2 separate regions of the Homo sapiens genome follow, and region 2 is linked to region 1. A link is an interaction called in ENCODE POLR2A ChIA-PET data of the cell type or tissue named here. Cell type or tissue: GM12878. All regions are shown on one strand. Links, peaks and the distances in the headings refer to the core of each region. The heading gives the core; the rest is flanking DNA. Region 1 has its middle 20 kb from the start of LINC02422. Region 2 has its middle 49 kb from the start of RESF1.

What was found. Peaks named below come from ENCODE experiments on the same cell type or tissue, not always from the same donor. Only the 100,000 strongest peaks of a DNase experiment are listed, where the experiment ranks them.
Region 2: POLR2A ChIA-PET joins it to region 1 with 7 read pairs; 7 of 35 experiments call an interaction of 5 or more read pairs at or near these places.

What each region holds. Positions count from the first base shown.
Region 1 is chr12:31,901,717-31,912,175 of GRCh38, forward strand. No RefSeq gene overlaps it. Among named protein-coding and RNA genes, the nearest start is that of LINC02422, 20 kb to the left of the region's middle. RefSeq lists an enhancer at 5,255-5,404. In GM12878, for the core only: no CTCF peak of the experiment used is centred there; no DNase peak of the experiment used is centred there; H3K27ac peaks cover 1,712 bases.
Region 2 is chr12:32,003,575-32,014,033 of GRCh38, forward strand. No RefSeq gene overlaps it. Among named protein-coding and RNA genes, the nearest start is that of RESF1, 49 kb to the left of the region's middle. RefSeq lists an enhancer at 9,644-10,369. In GM12878, for the core only: no CTCF peak of the experiment used is centred there; no DNase peak of the experiment used is centred there.

The DNA of each region.
Region 1 (10,459 bases), core at 2,570-7,569:
GGCGACAGAGCGAGACTCTGTCTCAAAAAAAAAAAAAGAAAGAAAGAAATTTTGTTTTATTATAATTTACCCAGTCTAGGGTATTCTATGATAGCATCAGAAAATGGACTAAGGAACATACCATTTTCATTCTTACCGGCAATGTTCCTGATGCTCCAAATTCTCTTCCACGCCTGATATTGTTAGTCTTTTTAATTTGAGTCATTTTAGTGGGTGTGAAGTATAGTTTTTATTTTCTTATTATTATATTTCCATAAGTTATTGCGGTACAGGTGGTATTTGGGGGGGTGTGAAGTATATTTCCTCATGGTTTTAATTCACATTTCCCCAATGACCAAGTGATGTGGAGCATCATTTCATGTTGGTTTTTTGCCATTCACATAACTTATTTGGTAAAATGTATGTTCACATTTCTCTCTTGTTGTTGATCATTCTTGCCAAATTTTGTGTAGTCTTTTAAAATAACTGCTTTGTTCCTTTTACTTTGGATTTATTTTCTGTTTTTCTGACTTATTATAAATGATTACTTACTAATATAAGTCTTTTAAGTTTATACATTTATTTTTTGTTTGTTTGTTTTTGTTTTTGTTTGAGACCGAGTCTCGCTCTGTCGCCCAGGCTGGAGTGCAGTGGGGCTATCTCGGCTCACTGCAACCTCCGCCTCCTGGGTTCAAGTGATTCTCCTGCCTCAGCCTCCCGAGCAGCTGGGATTACAGGCACCTGCCACCACACCGAGCCATTTTTTGCATTTTTTAGTAGAGACAGGGTTTCGCCATGTTGCCTAGGCTGGTCTGAAACTCCTGACCTCAGGTGATCCGCCCTCCTCAGCCTCCCAGAATGTTGGGATTACGGGCATGAGCCACTGCGCCCGGCCAAGTTTATACATTTCTTTCTACACACTACGTAGCTGCATCCCACAGTTGTCATCTGTAATACTTTTTTTTTTTTTTTGAGACAGAGTCTCGCTCTGTCGCCCAGGCTGGAGTGCAGTGGTGCCATCTCGGCTCACTGCAAGCTCCGCCTCCCGGGTTCACGCCATTCTCCTGCCTCAGCCTCCCGAGTAGCTGGGACTACAGGCGCCCGCCCCCACGCCCGGCTAATTTTTTGTACTTTTAGTAGAGACGGAGTTTCTCCTTGTTAGCCAGTATGGTCTCGATCTCCTGACCTCGTGATCCGCCCGCCTCGGCCTCGCAAAGTGCTGGGATTACAGGCGTGAGCCACCGTGCCCGGCCGTCATCTGTAATACTGTTTATTACATTCAAAATGTTTAATTTGTGTCTTTCTTATTTCCTAGCACATAAAGGAAATTTTTTAGCTTTTTTTATTGTTTATTTGTAGCTTAATAGCATTATACATAGGCATACCTTATTTTATTGCACTTCATTTTATCATGCTTTCTAGATTGTATTTTTGTTACAAATCGAAGGTTTGCGGCAACCTTGTGTTGAGCAAGTATATCAGTGCCATTTTTCCAACAGCATGTGCTCACTTTTGTGTCGTTGTGTCAGCATTTTTTACTGATAAACTATTTTTAAAATAAGGTATATTTTTAGACATAATGCCATTGCATACTAAATAGACTACATTATAGTTTAAAAATAACTTTATGTACTAGGAAACCAAAAAAAATTGTGTGACTTACTTTACTGTGATGTTTGTTTTATTGCAATGATCTGGAACTGAACCTATAATATCTCTGACATGTGCCTATGGTCAGAGAATGTCCTCATTTTAATTCTGTCAATTTTCTTGAGATTTGATTTACAGACAATCTGTCTTCAATTAATAAAAATTTTGCGTGCTTAAAAAGAATGTGATTTTTGCAGTTGTTAGTATAGCGTTCTATGCTTCTACCATAGTAAATATGTAATCATGTTTATCAAATCTACTCGATGAACATTTTCTGTCAATTATTAATTTTCAAATCCTCCAATATGATTGAATATAAATTTGTCTGTTTCTTCTTTTTTTTTTTTTTGGAGATAGAGTCTCACTCTGTTGCCAGGCTGGAGTGCAGTGACGCAATCTCGGCTCACCACAACCTCCACCTCCCAGGTTCAAGTGATTCTCCTGCCTTAACCTCTTGAGTAGCTGGGATTACAGGCATCCGTCACCATGCCCGGCTAATTTTGTATTTTTAGTAGAGATGGGGTTTCTCCATGTTGGTCAGGCTGGTCTCAAACTCCCGATCTCAGGTGATCTGCCCACCTCGGCCTCCCAAATTGTTGGGATTACAGGCATGAGCCACCATACCCAGCTTGTTTCTTCTTGTGATGTTTTTGCTTTATATTTTTTTTAGGCTATGTTTATATGTTTACAACCTATGTATATATGTTTATAACCTATGAATATATCTTAATAAACCTATGTGCATAAGTTTCAGTCTATGTACATAGGTATGTCTATGTACATAGAAAAGAAACCCACACACAGACATAAAATGGTGAAATTTCAGAACAACAATGACAAAGAATGATTATAAAACAGCAGGAGAGAAAGGAGATTATCTTCTTTTTTCTTTTTGAGACAGAGTCTTGTTCTTTCACCCAGGCTGGAATGCAATGGCTCGATCTCGGCTCACTGCAACCTCCGCCTACCGGGTTCCAGCGATTCTCCCTGCCTCAGCCTCCCAAGTAGCTGGGATTACAGGCACCCACCACCATGTCCAGCTACTTTTTTTTTTGTATTTTTAGTAGAGACGGGGTTTCACCATGTTGGCCAGGCTGGTCTCGAACTCCTGACCTCAGGTGATCCACCCACCTTGGCCTCCCAAAGTGCTGGGATTATAGGTGTGAGCTACTGCGCCAGCAAGGAGATCATCTCAAAAGAAGCTGAGTTAGTGACAGCTGGCTTAAAGACAATGTAAGCTGGAAGATAGTGAAATGTTATCTTCAAATTGCTGAGGAAAAGCAACTGAAAATTTGGAATTCTAAACCCAATTAAATTTTTTTTTTTTTGAGCTCAATCTCAGCTCACTGCCACCTCTGCCTCCCAGGTTCAAGTGATTCTCTTGCCTCAGCCTCCCGAGTAGCTGGGATTACAGGCATGTGCCATGATGCCCAGGTAATTTTTGTATTTTTTATAGAGACGGGGTTTCACCATGTTCACCATGCTGGTCTCGAATTCCCGACCTTGTGATCTGCCCGACTTGGCCTCCCAAAGTGCTGGGATTACAGGCGTGAGCCACCTCTCCCGGCCCTAAAATTTGTTTTAATGAAGACAAAATAAAATTGTTTCAGACAAATAAAACTCACTCTTTCGCCAGCAAACTCTCCCTATAGGAAAAATCTAAAGTATATATTTTAGCTAGAAGGAAATTGATCCTAAATGAAGCTACAAGAAGAAACAACATGTAAAAAAGACTTTGGGTAAGTATAAAATATTAACTATAAAACAATGATAATGTTTAGTAATAGTTAAATTTGAAAGAAAAAAGATAATATTAAAACATATGACAGGTCTGTGTTCTGGAGGAGATAAAGAAATAGATTAACTTTGTAATTTAAGTAATCACAATGCAGCTTATAGGGTAACAACCAAAAAAAATCAACCCAAAAAACAAAAGGCAAAAAAAGCATCTCAAACCTGAATAGAGTATTTAACTTCCAAACTAGCAAGGAAGAATATAATTAATACCAAAAAAGAGTCAAAAAAAAAAAATAGGAAGGCCAGGCATGGTGGCTCATGCCTGTAATCCAAGCACTTTGGGAAGCCAAGGCTGGCAGATCACTTGAGGATAGGCGTTTGAGACCAGCCTGGCCAACATGGCAAAATCCCGTCTCTACTAAAAATATAAAAATTAGCTGGGGATGGTGGTACACGCCTGTAATCCCAGCTACTCAGGAGACTGAGGCAAAAGGATCACTTGAGCCCGGAAGGCGGAGGTTGCAGTGAGCCGAGATCACACCATTGCCCTCCAGCCTAGGTGACAGAGCGAGACTCTCTCTCAAAAGAAAAAGAATAGGAAGTGAAAGATAGTATAAACTAGGGCAATAGATTTTTTGAGACTAATTTCATTAAAGGTAAATAAACTAAATGCCTTAGTAGTTGTCTCAGTCAGTTTAGGCTGCTGTAACAAATATATCATAGGCTGAGTACTTAAATAACAGAAATTTATTTCTCACAGTTACAGAGACTGGCTGTTTGGGGTTTGTTTTTCTGTTTCTTTTTCAGAAACAGGGGTCTCACTGTTACCCAGGCTGGAGTGCAGCGGCATGATCATAGCTTACGGCAGCCTTGAACTCCTGGGCTCAAATGATCCTCCCACGTCAGCCTCCTGAGTAGCTAGGACTACAGGCAAACACCACTGCAACCAGCTAATTTTAAAACCTTTTTTGTTACTGTTTTTTTTTTGAGACCCAGGCTGGAGTGCAGCGGCAAGATCTTGGCTCACTGTGACCTCTGCCTCCCAGGTTCAAGCAATTCTCCTGCCTCAGCCTCCCAAGTAGATGGAATTACAGGTGCATGCCATCACGCTCGGCTAATTTTTGTATTTTTAGTAGAGACGGGGTTTCACCACATTGACCAGGCTGGTCTCGAACTCCTGACCTCGTGATCCACCCGCCTCAGCCTCCCAAAGTGCTGGGATTACAGGTGTGAGCCACCGTGCCTGGCCTCATTTCCCCACTTCTACATACCATCTGCCATTTCATTTGGGAATATGCTGACGAATACCTGACACGACCCATCGCCGACTTCTCTAATCACTTCCTACAGCCAGGAGACTGGGTTCTGGTAAAAGATCCCAGTCCTCTCCTCAATCCTCCCCTCACACTTAAATGGAATGGGTCTTACCAGATCATCTTTACTACACCCACTTAAGCAGGAAAAAAAAAGTTTCTTGTACTAGGCTAACTCACTTTGAGGCTCAGCGATAGGCAGGGCTCTGGCAGGGCTTTGATAGCCCTGTCTGCAGAGCCAGGGCCCTCAAGGGATGAGCCCCAGAGCCTCTCCCTCCCATCTTGGAGCAGGGGTGAGAAAAACAAGTTTTTCTCCTCTTTCAGCTTCCCCTTCCCCCCTTACCATTCTCATAATTATTTTGCAAAGTTTTGTAAGTTCCTGTTTTTCCTTCTGTATAAGGTCACAAGATATGTTTAAGTTGCACAATCTGTCACTGTTTCACAAACTGCCTTTGTTCTGCTTCTGTAAGCCTGCTTGCCCGCCCTACAGGTTTTGCACCATCAAACTGGTGAGCCCCTTTTTGGATGCATGTATAGCCAACCCCCTTTTGGATGCATGTATAAAAGTCAAGCCCTGTCTTTGTTCGGGGCTCAGCCTTTGGATGTTAATCCTCTGGGCTGGTACACACCTAATAAATCCTCCTGTCCCACCCATTGGTCTCTTCTGTCCCTTGATTCCTGCAACACCACAGGAGCAAAACCCCAGGGACTCCCCAGCTGGTTTCATTATACATCTCTCAAGACAACAGACTTCACTACATACCAAAACAACCAAATCAAAACCCCCTTCAGCCTTCTCTTGTGTCTCCACAGGACCCACTTCCCTTCGCCTCACCAAATCCTGGAGGAAAAGGAAGAGAAATTTACATAAGCTGCTATGTCTCTTTCTCTCTCAAACTTTCATTGCTTCCCAACCAATCTTGTTACAGACCTTTATTGGTACCATTATGAAACTCCCATTATCCATCCTGATCAGCTCCTTACTATTCTATGGGACTTACGGCTTCAAGGAATTTTCCAGGACTTTACTCCTACTCAAATAACCTTTTTCTCCTTTTGCTTGTTTCTTTCAATATAAATTCTGTAATCACATCAACCTTACCAATACAACCACTCCTCACTGCTCTCAAACTGGAATGCTCTATAAACCTTACACAATCCCTCATGCTGCAAGCTAACTCTTCCTTTGCTCCAGAATCCTGGATGTGCTTATCACTGTCTTCCTCAGCCTATACAGCCCTTCCTACACCCTTTCATGACCTTTTAACAGGAAACATAACCATAATCTATAAACTCCAAAAAGGAGCTTCCTTTTTTGAAAGAGCTGACGCCCTGGTAGGTGATTATGCCCCTTCCAGGGCCAATCAAGCCAACAAATCATTTCAAACCTATTACAACTCCCTACAATGCCTCAAGCCCCAAGGCCCTCCCATTGAAGGGCCCATAACTAAACACACCGCCCTTTTACAACAAGCCTCACTTTGCTTTTCAGCCTGTGAGGGAAATTTCCCTGTAGGGTCCTTAACACCTAACCAATGCACTATCATTGTTAAACACCCCTCTGACCATCACACTAACCGAGTTGACTATCACATATCACCTGATGCAAATGGGGCATTTCCACAACTGGCTCGTTTTACAGCCTCTCCCTCAACCGATGCCTCTGACCTAATTTGTGCTGTCCCTAGTGCCCGCTTTATTCATGGCTCAATATCAATGGTGCAACATCTGATTGTATTAAATGTATAAAGAATAACTCTTCCTATATCTCTACTATAGTGGATGTCTCTCTGGCCTCCTCCTTGTCCATCTGGAGTAATGAACCACAGGAAAGAAAAGACACTTCAGCCTTAATTCACTTGCTTTCTTTCCATATCTCTGCCTATATTTACAACAAGGCTTATTTTTTATTTTATTTTATTTTTTTTTTTGAGACAAAGTCTCACTCTGTTGCCCAGGCTGGAGTGCAGTGGCACAATTTTGGCTCACTGCAACCTCCACCTCCTGGGTTCAAGTGATTCTCCTGCCTCAGCCTCCCGAATAGCTGGGACTACAAGCGTGTGCCACCAAGCCCGGCTATTTTTTTTTTTTTTTTGTATTTTTAGTAGAGACGGGGTTTCACCGTGTTGGCCAGGACGGTCTTGATCTCTTGACTTCATGATCTGCCTGCCTCAGCCTCCCAACGTACTGGGATTACAGGTGTGAGCCACCGCACCCAGCCAAGTCTTATTATTTTTATATGGAACCAGTACATATCTTTGTCTCCCCACCAACTGTACCAGAACATGTACTCTAGTTTATCTTTCTCCCTGCATTGGACTAATTCCTCCTAGTCAACCTTTGCCCATTCCATCTGCCCAATATGTTAGGAAGAGGAGGGCTTTCCATGTCATTCCCTTGATGGCCACCTTGGGTATAACCGCCGGACTTAGATTGGGAGCAGGCAGATTGGCCACCTCCTTAACATACTTTAAAGCTCTTTCAACAGAACTACAGCGTTCTTTAGAAGATACAGCCCAAAGTCTTATAAGAGTCCAAGACCAACTAGACTGCTTGGCTGGAGTAATCCTCCAAAATAGAGGGGGACTAGATCTTATAATGGCTGAAAAAGGAGATCTTAAATGGCCTCTGCCTCTCGTTGGATGAGGAATGTTGCCTATACCTCAACCAATCAAGCCTAGTAAGAGATGCTGCTGAAAAACTTACAGAAAGGGCTAAAAGACTAAGGGAATACCAAAACAACCAAATAGATTGTTGGTTTTGGAACAAAATCACAACATGGGTCATCCCATTCCTGGGCCCTCTCCTAATGATGTGCCTAGGACTAATGTTTTTACCCTGCCTAATTAACCTTTTTCAAAGATTTTTAACTGACAGGATCATGGCCATTTCACAGACAACTACCCAAAAACATCTACAGACAGCATTAGTCCTACAGTCAATCTGAGATCAAAGAACTCTCCGCACTCCTCCCCTTAGCAGGAAGTAGCCAGAAAGAACACACCGCCCCTTGTCCTTCTATAACTATAGGATCTGGATTGACAGAGCAAGAGCATCACCATCTTGGACAAACACTGCCATTTTAAGTTGCCCTTGATTAAAAAACGCCTAATCCAGCCCCAGAAACATCACCCTAATGGCCAATGTCAGCATGACCATTAAATGACACCTCCAACCGGAAATGTTCCAACCCCAAGATAAATCCCCCTCCGACCAGAAACATGCCAACCCCACAATAAAACTCTCCTCCACCCAGAAATATTCCAAATCTGCGATAAGCTCTCCCTCCCTAAACCCTTAAATATTCTTAGTCTATAAGAGAGAAGGCCCCGACCTAAACCAGCCAGAATCCCCTCTCAGGTTTATTCTCCAAAATACACTTGTCTGTGATTATTGAGCCCCTTTTTGTGTTTCTTTCTTCTTCCTTAAACCCTTACAGTTGTATTGATTATAGAGGCAATAGTGGATCATAGAACTATGCCTTGTGTTAGTTACAGAGACTAGAGTAGCTTGTCCTGGCAAGACTGTTGCTGACTAGCTGCGTTTCAGACATTGAGCTGTCTCTGATTAGTTGGTTTTTGAAGACATTTTCACCAAAGCAAGCTGCCATTGATTTCAGTGGGTTAAGCCAGTTCTGCTACTTACTTGTTACTATGGCTGTAGAACTTTTCCTAATAACATAAAGACTTTTTAATATTCAGCTCTCTATCTTAAGGATATTAACCATTTGTCATCTTGTTTAAATTTTTGTTCTCTATTTGTCTTTTAATTTGAGGATTCTTTAAATGTAAAAATCTATAGTTTGTAAAATCTCCTTACCATCTTTTTTTTTTTTTTTTTGGGTCATTTTCACTCTTGTTGCCCAGGCTGCAGTGCAATGGCACAATTTTGGCTCACCGCAACTTCCACCTCCTGGGTTCAAGCAATTCTCTTACCTTAGCCTCCCGAGTAGCTGGGATTACAGGTATACCCCAATATGCCCAGCTAATGTTTTGTATCTTTAGTAAAGACAGAGTTTCTTCATGTTGGTCAGGCTAGTCTCAAACTCCTGACCTCAGGTGATGCACCTGCCTTGGCCTCCCAAAGTGCTGGGATTACAGGTGTGAGCCACCACGCCCGGCCACCATCTTTATACTTTCTATTTTTTTGGTTTAAAATCTTTCATTATTCATAGCATGTGATGAGAGACTTTACACTCTATATCATTCTCATTTTCAAAGCAACCATAGACTATATTGATTCATAATAGTTTTATGTCTATGTATCTTGCTTCCCCAAAGATTCCAAACTCCATGAAGCCAGGGTTTAAACAATTTTTACTGCCTACATCATATATTATGGTGTATGTGAGGTATGTGAGGCTGCAGTGTAAGGCCTGAACTGGAATGGTAATAAGTAAGACTGGGAAAAAAAATAGACCAGCCAGTAGGGTATGAGTTTGGAAGGGTTGATGTAAACCAAGGACAAGTTGGATGTGGGAAAAGACTCAAGAAGAGGTAACTGAGGCAAGATGGTTGAAATATAAAGATTGGTCATATAAAAACATCCCATAACAAGTAAACTTAATAAATCCCTAGGGAGGATTAGGAAACTGAGGACTTAGGTTGCAGCTTTATTTAATGGCTACTTCTGAAGTTAGTGGACAAAAGCCACCATAATTAACATGCTTACTCTAGGGTGGTCCTTAAAGTTACATAAATCCCCAAGCCATACCTAGGACATCCTCAGGGTAATCAAAATCACAAGGTGTTTTCCTTTCCCCAAAAGATTTTCAAAAAAAGTATACATTTCATATTAAGTTATTGCCATCCATTTGTTTTTTGTTTCTGAGACAGAGTTTGGCTCTTGTTGCCCAGGCCGAGTGCAACAGCATGATCTCTGCTCACTGCAACCTCTGCCTTCTGGGTTCAAATGATTCTCCTGCCTCAGCCTCCTGAGTAGCTGGGATTACAGGCGCCCACCATCACACCCGGCTAATTTTTGTATTTTTTAGTAGAGACGGGGTTTTGCCATGTTGGCCAGGCTGGTCTCGAACTCCTGACCTCAGGTGATCCACCGCCTTGGCTTCCCAAAGTGCTGGGATTATAGGTGTGAGCCACTGCGCCCGGCCATTGCCGTTACTTTTAATGTCAAAAACCACAGTTACTTTTGCACCAAACCCATTAAAAGGCAGCATTGTTTTCACCCAGACTTCTCATTATGTGAGATAAATTTTTTCATGATAATGAAAGAAAGAGGAGGAAGGAAGAAAACAGGGAGAGAAGGGAGGAAGGCAGACAAAAAGAAGAAAAAAGGAAAAGGCAAGTAGCCTAGAAATGAAAAGTCATATTCAGTGGCCTGACAGGTATGAAGGAGGAAGCACAGAGTCTGGGTTTCCTTGAGGGCTTCCAGTTAAGGGCTAAATGTATAATGCTGCTGTTCAGGGATGCAAAGATATTTAGAGGCCACCTAGTTCAACCCCATCGAGACCATCCTGGCTAACACGGTGAAACCCCGTCTCTACTAAAAAAATACAAAAAAAAATTAGCCGGGCGTGGTGGCAGGTGCCTGTAGTCCCAGCTACTCAGGAGGCTGAGGCAGGAGAATGGCATGAACCCAGGAGGCAGAGCTTGCAGTGAGCCGAGATGGCACCACTGCACTCCAGCCTGGGCAACAGAGCGAGACTCCACCTCAAAAAAAAAAAAGAAGAGACAGGCCGGGCACAGTGGCTCACGCCTGTAATCCCAGCACTTTGGGAGGCCGAGGCGGGCGGATCACGAGGTCAGGAGATCGAGACCATC
Region 2 (10,459 bases), core at 3,200-8,199, 100 kb after region 1:
GAACCGAATAACCAAGGGGTGGAGGTTTGGAATGGCCCCTTTCACTTTTTCCCTTTTTATTTTAATTTATTTATTTGAGGAGTTGCTGTGTTACCCAGGCTGGAGTGCAGTGGTGTGAGCACAGCTCACTGCAACCTCAACCTCCCAGGCTCAAGTAATCCTCCCACCTCAGCCTCCCAAGTAGCTGGGACTACAAACATGCGCCACCACCCCCAGCTTATTTTTGTGGTTTTAGTAGAGAAGGGGTCTCACTATGTTGCCCAGGCTGGTCTCCTACTCCTGGGTTCAAGCAATCAACCTGCCTTGGCCTCCCAAAGTGCTTGGATTACAGGTGTGTGCCACTGCACCCAGCCAACATTTTCCCTTTTTAAAGAAAAGAAACATAATTCAGACATACATATAAAGCATACAATTCAGTGATATTTTTTAGTATATTTATAAAGTTGTACAACCATCAACACTATCTAATTTCAGCAGATTTTCATCATCTCCAAAAGAAACTCCATATCCATTAGCAGTTCACTTTCCATTCACACCACCCTACCCCTAGCACCTGACAACCACTAAGCTACTTTCTGTCTCTATCAATTTACATATTCTGTGCATTTTATATTAATAAAATCATGTAATATGTGACCTTTTGCATCTGGCTCTTTTCATTTAGCATAATGTTTTCAAGGCTTATCTGTGTTGTAGTATGTATCAATATTTCATTCCTTTTGGCCAGGCATGGCAGCTAACGCCTGTAATCCCAGCACTTTGGGAGGCCGAGGTGGGAGGATCACCTGAGGCCAGGAGTTCAAGACCAGCCTGGCCAGCATGGTGAAACCCTGTCTCTACTAAAAATACACAATTAGCCAGGAATGGTGGCACATGCCTGTAATCCCAGCTACTCAGGAAGCTAAGGCAGGAGAATCACTTGAACTCGGGAGGTAGAGGTTGCAGTGAGCCGAGATAGCGCCATTGCACTCCAGCCTGGCGACAGAGTGAGACTCCCTCTCAAAAAAAAAAAAAAAAAAGAAAAGAAAAGAAAACACAACTTCTTCCTTTGCTATGCTGAGGGCCTACTGATGGGCAAGTTTTAGCACACATTTTTAGGAGGCTTAGCTACAACTACATTTAATTACAATGACTTGGAGGAGTCCCACTTTTCTGGCCTTCTCATACCAGATGAAATTCCAAAACCCGGGCTGGATGCAGTGGCTCATGCCTGTAATCCCAGCACTTTGGGAGGCCGAGGTGGGCGGATCACCTAAGGTCAGGAGTTCGAGACCAGCCTGGTCAACATGGTAAAACCCCATCTCTACTAAAAATACAAAAAATTAGCCGGGTGTGGTGGCGAGTGCCTGTAATCCCAGCTACTCTGGAGGCTGAGACATGAGAATCGCTTGAACCTGGGAGGCGGAGGTTGCAGTGAGCCGAGATCGCGCCACTACACTCCAGCCTGGGCAACAAGAGCGAAACTCTGTCTCAAAAAAAAAAAAAAAAAAAAAATATATATATATATATATATATATATATGTATGTATATATATGTGTATATATGTATATATGTGCATATATATGTATATATATGTGTAGATATATGTGTATATGTGTATATGTGTATATGTGTATATATGTATATATGTATATATGTGTATATATGTATATATGTGTGTATATATGTATATATATGTGTATATATGTATATATATGTGTATATATGTATATGTGTGTATATATGTATATATATGTGTGTATATATATGTATATATGTGTATATATATGTATATATATGTATATATATGTGTGTATATATATATGTATATATATATATTAGCTGGGCGTGGTGGCAGGCTCCTGTAATCCCAGCTACTCGGGAGGCTGAGGCAGGAGAACGCTTGAACCCAGGAGGCAGAGGTTGCAGTGAGCCGAGATTGCTCCATTGCACTCCAGCCTGGGCAACAAAACAAGACGCCGTCTAAAAAACAAAAAAAATTCCAAAAGCTCCTGTGGACAGAAGGATTCTTCCCCAGCTTTTTTCTGTCTTGGCTTATCTCTGTTGCTGACCTGCTGTCTTAACCACTGCCCTCCAGTTGCCGCATGCCTGTTGATGATAAGAGTGTCCTGGCACATGATCAGTAAGCACCTTCAGGAGGCTGGTGAGGCTTATCGGTCTCAGCCTGCTGCTGCCACGACCCCCTGGACTAGGCCTCAGGCAACCGGAATTTAAGCTTCTGCAACATCTAGAAGCATAAGTTCTCTTCTTCAGTTTCTTCACCTATAAAAAAAACGAGTTTCACTCTACGATTTTTAAAGTTTGTTGTATCATCTAATTCCAAAGGGATTAGGCCTTCAGAAGATGACGTGGAAAGTTCAAAAGAAATTAAAAATCATCTAAAATCCCATCCATTAGCAGTAACAATGATTAATATCTGGCTATATGTCAAATAGCTCGTGTCTAGGGCCCATTCCAAAGCTCTAAGTTTCTTCTCACGGATGCAGTGGACATTTGTGTAAGTTTACTTCACTTCAGTTACACTGGCCTTTTTTGCAGCCCTCAAGTGTTCTCCTTCTTTTTTTTTTTTTTTTGAGATGGAGTCTCACTCTGTCGCCACGCTGGAGTGCAATGGCACGATCTCAGCTCACTGCAACCTCTGCCTCCCGGGTTCAAGCGATTCTCCGACCTCAGCCTCCTGAGTAGCTGGGATTACAGGCACGCATTCATCATGCTTAGCTAATTTTGTATTTTTAGTAGAGACGGGGTTTCACCATGTTGGTCAGGCTGGTCTCGAACTCCCGACCTCAGGTGATTCGCCCACCTCGCCTCCCAAAGTGCTGGGATTACAGGTGTCGGCCACTGTATCTGGCCCTCAAATGTTCTAAGCAGACTCTACCTCGAGGCCTTTGCACAGACTTATCTGTCTGTCTGGAACAATATCTGCCTAGATAGCTACATAGACACTCCCTTCATACAGGCCCCAAATGTCATTTTTCAGAGATACCTTCTCTGGCCACCTGATACAGGTTACACCCGCATCCTTGGGCTGATTTATTTTTTCTCACAGTGTCTAACACAATCCTCAGTGGAGGATTAATAAGTTTATTTGTTTATTGTTCTCTCCTACTAGAATTTAAATTTAAATCTATGAGGACAGGAACTTTGTTTTTTTGTTTGTTTGTTTGTTTGAGATGGTGTCTTGCTCTGTCGCCCAGGCTGGAGTGCAGTGGTGCGATCTCCTCTCACTGCAAGCTCCACCTCCCGGGTTCAAGCCATTCTCCTGCCTCAGCCTCCCCAGTAGCTGGGACTACATGCGCCCGCCACCACGCCCGGCTAATTTTTTTGTATTTTTAGTAGAGACGGGGTTTCACTGTGTTAGCCAGGATGGTCTCGATCTCCTGACCTTGTGATCCCCCCGCCTTGGCCTCCCAAAGTGCTGGGATTACAGGCTGAGCCACCGCACCCGGCCGGAACTTTGTTTTTTTTTTTCCAAGTGGCTACTTTTATTTATTTGAAAAAAACAAGCCCCAGAGCTGCCAAGGGGCTGCCTTCTCTGTCTTGTGGAGACAGTGCTTGATCCTGGAGAGCAGCCATGTTGAGAAAAAGATATTTTGAGCCCTAAAATAATGAGAAAACAGGACAGAGAGAGGTGTTCTGAGCCAGTTCCAGATTTTGCCAACTGTTGCAAGAACTCTAGAATCTTTATGTTAGTAAAATGCCAAAAATAAAAGTCTGCATTGAAAGAACGTCTAACCACTTACTATAATCCAACCTTTTAGGAAGAATGCAAAATGGCATACATGAAGAAGAGTGAAGAATCCAGAAAAACTGGAATTCCTACAAAGAAAAGTCTATAGAAACGTCCCAAAAGCAAGTAAGCAAACAGATAACACTCAGGACCTCTCATATTCATGGAAGTCATTTATAGTATAAATCCCCTTAAATAATGGACTCAGGAGGCCGGGTGTGGTGGCTCACACCTGTAATCCCAGCACTTTGGGAGGCCGAGGCGGGCGGATCACAAGGTCAGGAGATCAAGACCATCCTGGCTAACATATTGAGAAGGAGTCTTTCTCCTTCACCCAGACTGGAGTGCAGTGGCACCATCTCAGTTCACTGCAACCTTCACATCCCAGGTTTAAGTGATTCTTATGCCTCAGCCTCCCAAATAGCTGGGATTACAGACATGCACCACCACGCCCAGCTAATTTTTGTGTTTTTAGTAGAGATGAGGTTTCGCCATGTTGTCCAGGCTGGTCTTGAACTCCTGGCCTCAAGTGATCCGCCCACCTCAGCCTCCCAAAGTGCTGGGATTACAGGCATGAGCCACCGCGCCTGGCCTGCTCTGTAACTTTAACTCCTGGTGTATTCCTTGAGGTCTGTTGAAGTCTGGATCACAGACCATTGTGGGAGGTGGCAACTTTCTAATGCATTAATTAGATTGAAAGATTTGAAAGAAAAAGTTTACATTTTTTTTTCCTGGGATTACATCAAATTAAATAACCTCTGCACAACAAAGGAAACAATCGACAAAATGAAAAGGCAACCTATGGAATAGGAGAAATATTTACAATCTGTATATCTGATAAGGGGTTAATATCTCAAAATTTTTTTTCTTTTTTCTTTATTTTTCTTTTATGTCCACTTCCAAGCTCAAATATCTCAAATATTATGTAAGAAACTCACATAGCTCAATGGCAGAAAACCAAATAACCCAACTGAAAAATGAGCAAAGACCTGAATAGTCCTTTTACCAAAGAAGATACACAAATGGCCAACGGGTGTATGAAAAGGTGCTCAACATCATTAATTATCAGGGAAATGCAAATCAAAACTACAATGAGTATCACCTCACACCTGTTAGGATGGCTATTATAAAAAAGGCAGCAGCCAGGTGCAGTGGCTCAGGCCTGTAGTCTTAGCACTTTGGGAGGCTGAGGTGGGTGGGTTGCCTGAGCTCAGGAGTTCGAGACCAGCCTGGGCAACATGGCAAAAACCCGTCTCTACTAAAAATACAAAAAATTAGCTGGGTGTGGTGGCACATGCCTGTGACCCCAGCTAGGAGGCTGAGGCATGAGAATCGTTTGAACCTGGGAGGCAGAGATTGCAGTGAGCCGAGATTGAGCCACTGCACTCTGCGACTCTGTCTCAAAAAAAAAAAAAAAAAAAAAGGCCAGGCACGGTGGCTCATGCCTGTAATCCCAGCACTTTGAGAGGCTGAGGTGGGCGGATCACCGGAGGTCGGGAGTTCGAGACCAACCTGACCAACATGGAGAAACCCCGTCTCTATTAAAAATACAAAATTAGCCGGGTGTGGTGGCACATGCCTGTAATCCCAGCTACTAGGGAGGCTGAGGCAGGAGAATCACTTGAACCCGGGAGGTGGAGGTTGCGGTGAGCCAAGATAGTGCTGTTGCACTCCAACCTGGGCAACAAGAGCGAAACTCCGTCTCAAAAAAAAAAAAAAAAAAAAAAAGTAACTCTGTGATGTAAAGAATATATCAATTAGTTTGGTTGTGGTAATCATTTCACAACGTGTACCAAATTTTGATGTTGTACAGCTTAAATATATATAATTGTTCTCAATTATGCCTTAATAAACCTGGGAAAAATTTTTCCTGAAGGTTTATGAATTTAAAATGAAAACACACACGAGGCCGGGTGTGGTGGCTTACACCTGTAATCCTAGCACTTTGGGAGGCCAAGGTAGGAGGATTGTTTGCGGCCCAGAGTTCAACCAACCTGTCAAATATAGGGAGACCTCATCTCTATTATTTATTTATTTATTTATTTATTTATTTATTTATTTATTTTTATTTTTTATGAGACAGAGTCTTGCTGTGTCGCCCAGGCTGGAGTGCAGTGGCACGATCTCGGCTCACTGCAACCTCCGCCTCCCAGGTTCAAGCGATTCTCCTGCCTCAGCCTCCTGAGTAGCTGGGACTACAGGCGCCCGCCTCCACGCCTGGCTAATTTTTCGTGTTTTTAGTAGAGACGGGGTTTCACCGTGTTAGCCAGGATGGTCTCAAAAGCATGACCTCGTGATCCGCCCGCCTCGGCCTCCCAAAAGTGCTGGGATTACAGCGTGAGCCACCGCTCCCGGCATATTTATTTATTTATTTGAGACGGAGTTTCACACCTGTTGCCCAAAATGGGAGTGCAATGGCGCGATCTCAGCTCACTGCAATCCCCGCCTCCCGGGTTGATGCGATTCTCCTGCCTCAGCCTCCCAAGTAGCTCGGATTACAGGCACATGCCACCACACCTGGCTAATTTTGTATTTTTAGTACAGACAGGGTTTCACAATGTTGGTCAGATGGTCTCAAACTCCTGACCTCAGGTGATCCACCCATCTCGGCCTCCCAAAGTGTTGGGATTACAGGCATGAGCCACCGCCCCCGGCCCTGTATTTTTTATAATTAATAAAATAAAATGAAACGAACAGGAGTATACGTTAGAACAGAATGCAAATCTGCACAAAAAATTTAAGATAAAACTGGGGCATATAAAGACATGTTTTAGCCAAGCATGGTGGCTCACAACTTAAAATCCCAGCACTTTGGGAGGCTGAGGTGGGAGGATTGCTTGAACCCAGGTGTTCCAGACTAGCCTGGGCTACATAGTGGGACGCCCCCCTCCCCCCATCTCTATTTTTTAAAAATAATTTTAAGGCCGGGGGCAGTGGCTTACGCCTGTAATCCCAGCACTTTGGGAGGCCGAGGCAGGCGGATCACGAGGTCAGGAGCTCCAGACCACCATGGCCAACATGGTGAAACCCTGTCTCTACTAAAATACAAAAAATTAGCCAGGCGTAGTGGTGCGCGCCTGTAGTCCCAGCTACTCAGGAGGCTGAAGCAGGAGAATAGCTTGAACCCGGGAGGCGGAGATTGAGCCGAGATCGCACCGCCGCACTCCAGCCTGGCAGCAGAGCGAGACTCAGTCTCAAAAAAAAAAAAAAAAAAAAAAAAAGACAGGTTTTGCCTGGAGTGCACCCTATAATGGTCGAGAGGGAAGCACATTCACTCTTTAAGAAGGAAGGCCCTAAGGAGAAGGCACTTCACTGGGAAAGCTGGAAGATGGGGGTGCTTACAGCAGAGGAGCAGGAGGAAGGAAGAAAGAAAGAGCAAATAACCCGGGCCACAGAAAGCCAAGAGTTTTGGCTGTTGCAGTCCACAGTATTATCTTGTTCCTAGTATTAGCTTGCTCCTAGTTCCACAACATCAACAATGGAGCATGAAAATGTAAACACCTAACCAAATATTTGCACCTTTTGGATGATTTCCCACTTCTAGAAAATGAAAAATATTTGGTTGTTTACAGTCCCCATCCATTTATCTGTTCCCTTCCTTCCAGTTTTTTGCTAAGACAGTGGGACACCCTGGCTGGAGAGCAATATTCAGTTTATAGCTTGATTTTGTTTACCCCTGAGACCAAGGACAATTTTATCTATGTTTTTAAAGGCAGAAGATAGAAATAAAATCTAAATAACTTGTCCTTGAGCCTGACCTAAAGCCTAGACAGTGGAACAGAATTCGGGAGTAAGGAGCCTGGAGAGGGTGGAGTAAGTTTATTCAAATTAATAAATGCTAAATCAGAATTATTTAAAAAATTTAGGCAGATGATTACTCACTCTCCCTGTCTTTGGAATGTTTTAGAGAGGTATTAATGAACAATCTTATTAGCACAGACCAGGACTCTTCTTGATTCAATTGCATGAAATTGAAAAGAATTTAAAGATACTTTCTCATGTGATTTCATGCCTTTTCCTTATACTGATGCCCACATGTTGTGAAACATATAATTCTCGCAACAAGCCTGTATTATAATCCTGTTTTAGATGAAGACAGCTGAGGCCAAGAAGGGTTATATAATTTGCCCAGGCCAGGTGCGGTGGCTCATGCCTGTAATCCTAGCACTTTGGGAGGCTGAAAAGGGTGGATCACTTGAGGCCAGGGGTTGAGACTAGCCTGGGCAACATGGTAAAACTCTGTCTGTACTAAAAATACAAAATAAACAAATTAGCTGGGCGTGATGGCCCGCACCTGTAGCCCCAGTTACTCAGGAGGCTGAGGCAGGAGAATCGCTTGAACCTGGGAGGTGGAGGTTGCAGCGAGCAGAGATCACATCACTGTACTCCAGCCTGGGCAACAGAGCAAGACTCTGGCCACTCCACCCCACCCTCCAACCAAAAAAAATCAAAAATCAAAAAAGAGATAAAAATAATACATAAAATAATTTGCCCAAAGACACATGGATGACAAGTGTCAGAGTCAGGTTATAAACACAGGCAAGAAGATAACACTGCCTCACACTGCTATTTTGTGTATTTTGAAGTTACGAGTAAGAAAGGATGTCTCCTATACTTCATTAACTTTTTTTTTTTTTTTTTTGAGACGGAGTCTCGCTCTGTCACCCAGGCTGGAATACAGTGATGCGATCTCGGCTCACTGTAACCTCTGGCTCCCGGGTTCAAGCGATTCCCCTGCCTCAGCTTCCTGAGTAGCTGGGACTACAGGCGCCTGCCACCACGGCCAGCTAATTTTTTGTATTTTTGGTAGAGATAGGGTTTCACCCTATTAGCCAAGATGGTCTTGATCTCCTGACCTCGTGATCTGCCTGCCTCAGCCTCGCAAAGTGCTGGGATTACGGGCGTGAGCCACCGCGCCCGGCCTTCATTAACTTTTTACTCATTCTTCAGCAATCATACATTGATGAAGGAACTGAAAAGGGGGTAAGAAGGTTGTGTGAAAGGAAAATAAATCTTGGCGTCCCAAAATCACTAAGCTAAAAGGAAAAAAAAAAGTCAAGCTGGGAACTGCTTAGGGCAAACCTGCCTCCCATTCTATTCAAAGTCATCCCTCTGTTCACTGAGATAAATGTGTATCTGATTGCCTCCTTTGGAGAGGCTAGTCAGAAACTCAAAAGAATGCGAACATCTGTCTCTTATCTACCTATAACCTGGAAGCCCCCTTCCCTCTTCTTGTTGTCCCGGTTTTCCTTCTAGTTGTCCCACCTTTCCAGATGGAACCAATGTTCATCTACATATGTTGATTGACATCTCCTGTCTCCCTAAAATGTGTAAAACCAAGTTGTGCTCTGACCACCTTGGGCATATGTCATCAAGACCTCCTGGCTGTGCACCTGTAATCCCAGCACTTTGGGAGGTCCAGATGGCAGATCGCTTGAGGCCAGGAGTTCCAGAACAGCCTGGCCAAGATGATGAAACCCTGTCTCTACTAAAAATACAAAAATTAGCCCAGCATGATGGCTCACGTCTGTAATACCAGCTACTCAGGAGGTTGAAGTAGGAGAATCGCTTGAACTCAGGAGTTCAAGTGGAGGTTGCAGTGAGCTGAGATCATGCCACTGCACTCCAGCCTGGGTGACAGAGTGGAGACTCCTTCTCAAAACAAAACAAACCTTCTGAGGCTGTGTCATGGACACAGGACCTTAACTTCCTAAATTGACTGAGATCTGTCTCAGATTTGGGGGTTCCCAGTTCTAATTCCATATGCTCCCATTCTGAAGTCTCCCTAAAAAATGTTTCTTCTCGTTTGAAGATGGCTTTTGATTATTTTATTTTTCTCACTTGTAAGACAACTTACTCTTGATGTTAAAAACATCTTACTCGGCCATACACAGTGGCTCACGCCTGTAATCCCAGCACGTTGGGAGGCCAAGGTGGGTGGATCACCTGAGGTCAGGAGTTCGAGACCAGCCTGGCCAACATAGTGAAATCTCATCTCTACTAAAAATACAACAATTAGCTGGGCATGGTGGCACGCACCTGTAGACCCAGTTACTCGGCAGGCTGAGGCAGGAGAACTGCTTGAACCCGGGAGGCGGAGGTTGCAGTGAGCCAAGATTGCGCCATTTCACTCCAGCCTGGGCAACAAGAAAACTCAAAAAAGAAAAAAAATCTTACTCATCTTGTAGGGAGGGAAAGAACCCTTTTTCTTCTGCCCTCCTGGGGTGGGGGCTGCAAATTAAACTGAAAAAAACCAGATTGACATGTAAACATGTGGAAACTCAGTGATAAACAATGCCATCAAAGGAGTGGTTAGAATTTGGGTTTAACAAAAGAATAAGAAATTTGTAAAGAAGTGAGGAGACAAAGGTGAAGGTTTCAGGCTTCCAGGGGTAGCAAACTGGGAAGAAACAAATGGAAGATCAGGGTTGTTTTAGTAAGGTTTCTTATGCAGATTCTTCTCAGTCTTCCTGGACAGAGTCTAGAGTTTTCACCAGTGATTATCAATCTAAGTCTGTTTTTAAGCAAATGAAGGAAAGAGTAGGCCTTGCCTGCCTGCTTGTCTGTCTGTCTTTCTTTCTTTTCCTTCTTTCTTTCTTTCTTTTCTTTCTTTTTCTTTCTTTCTCTTTTCTTCCTTTCTTCCTTTCTCTTTCTTTTCTTTCTTTCTTTCTTTCCTCTTTCTTCTTTCCTTCTTTTCCCTCCCTCCCTCCCTCCCTTCCTTCGTTCCT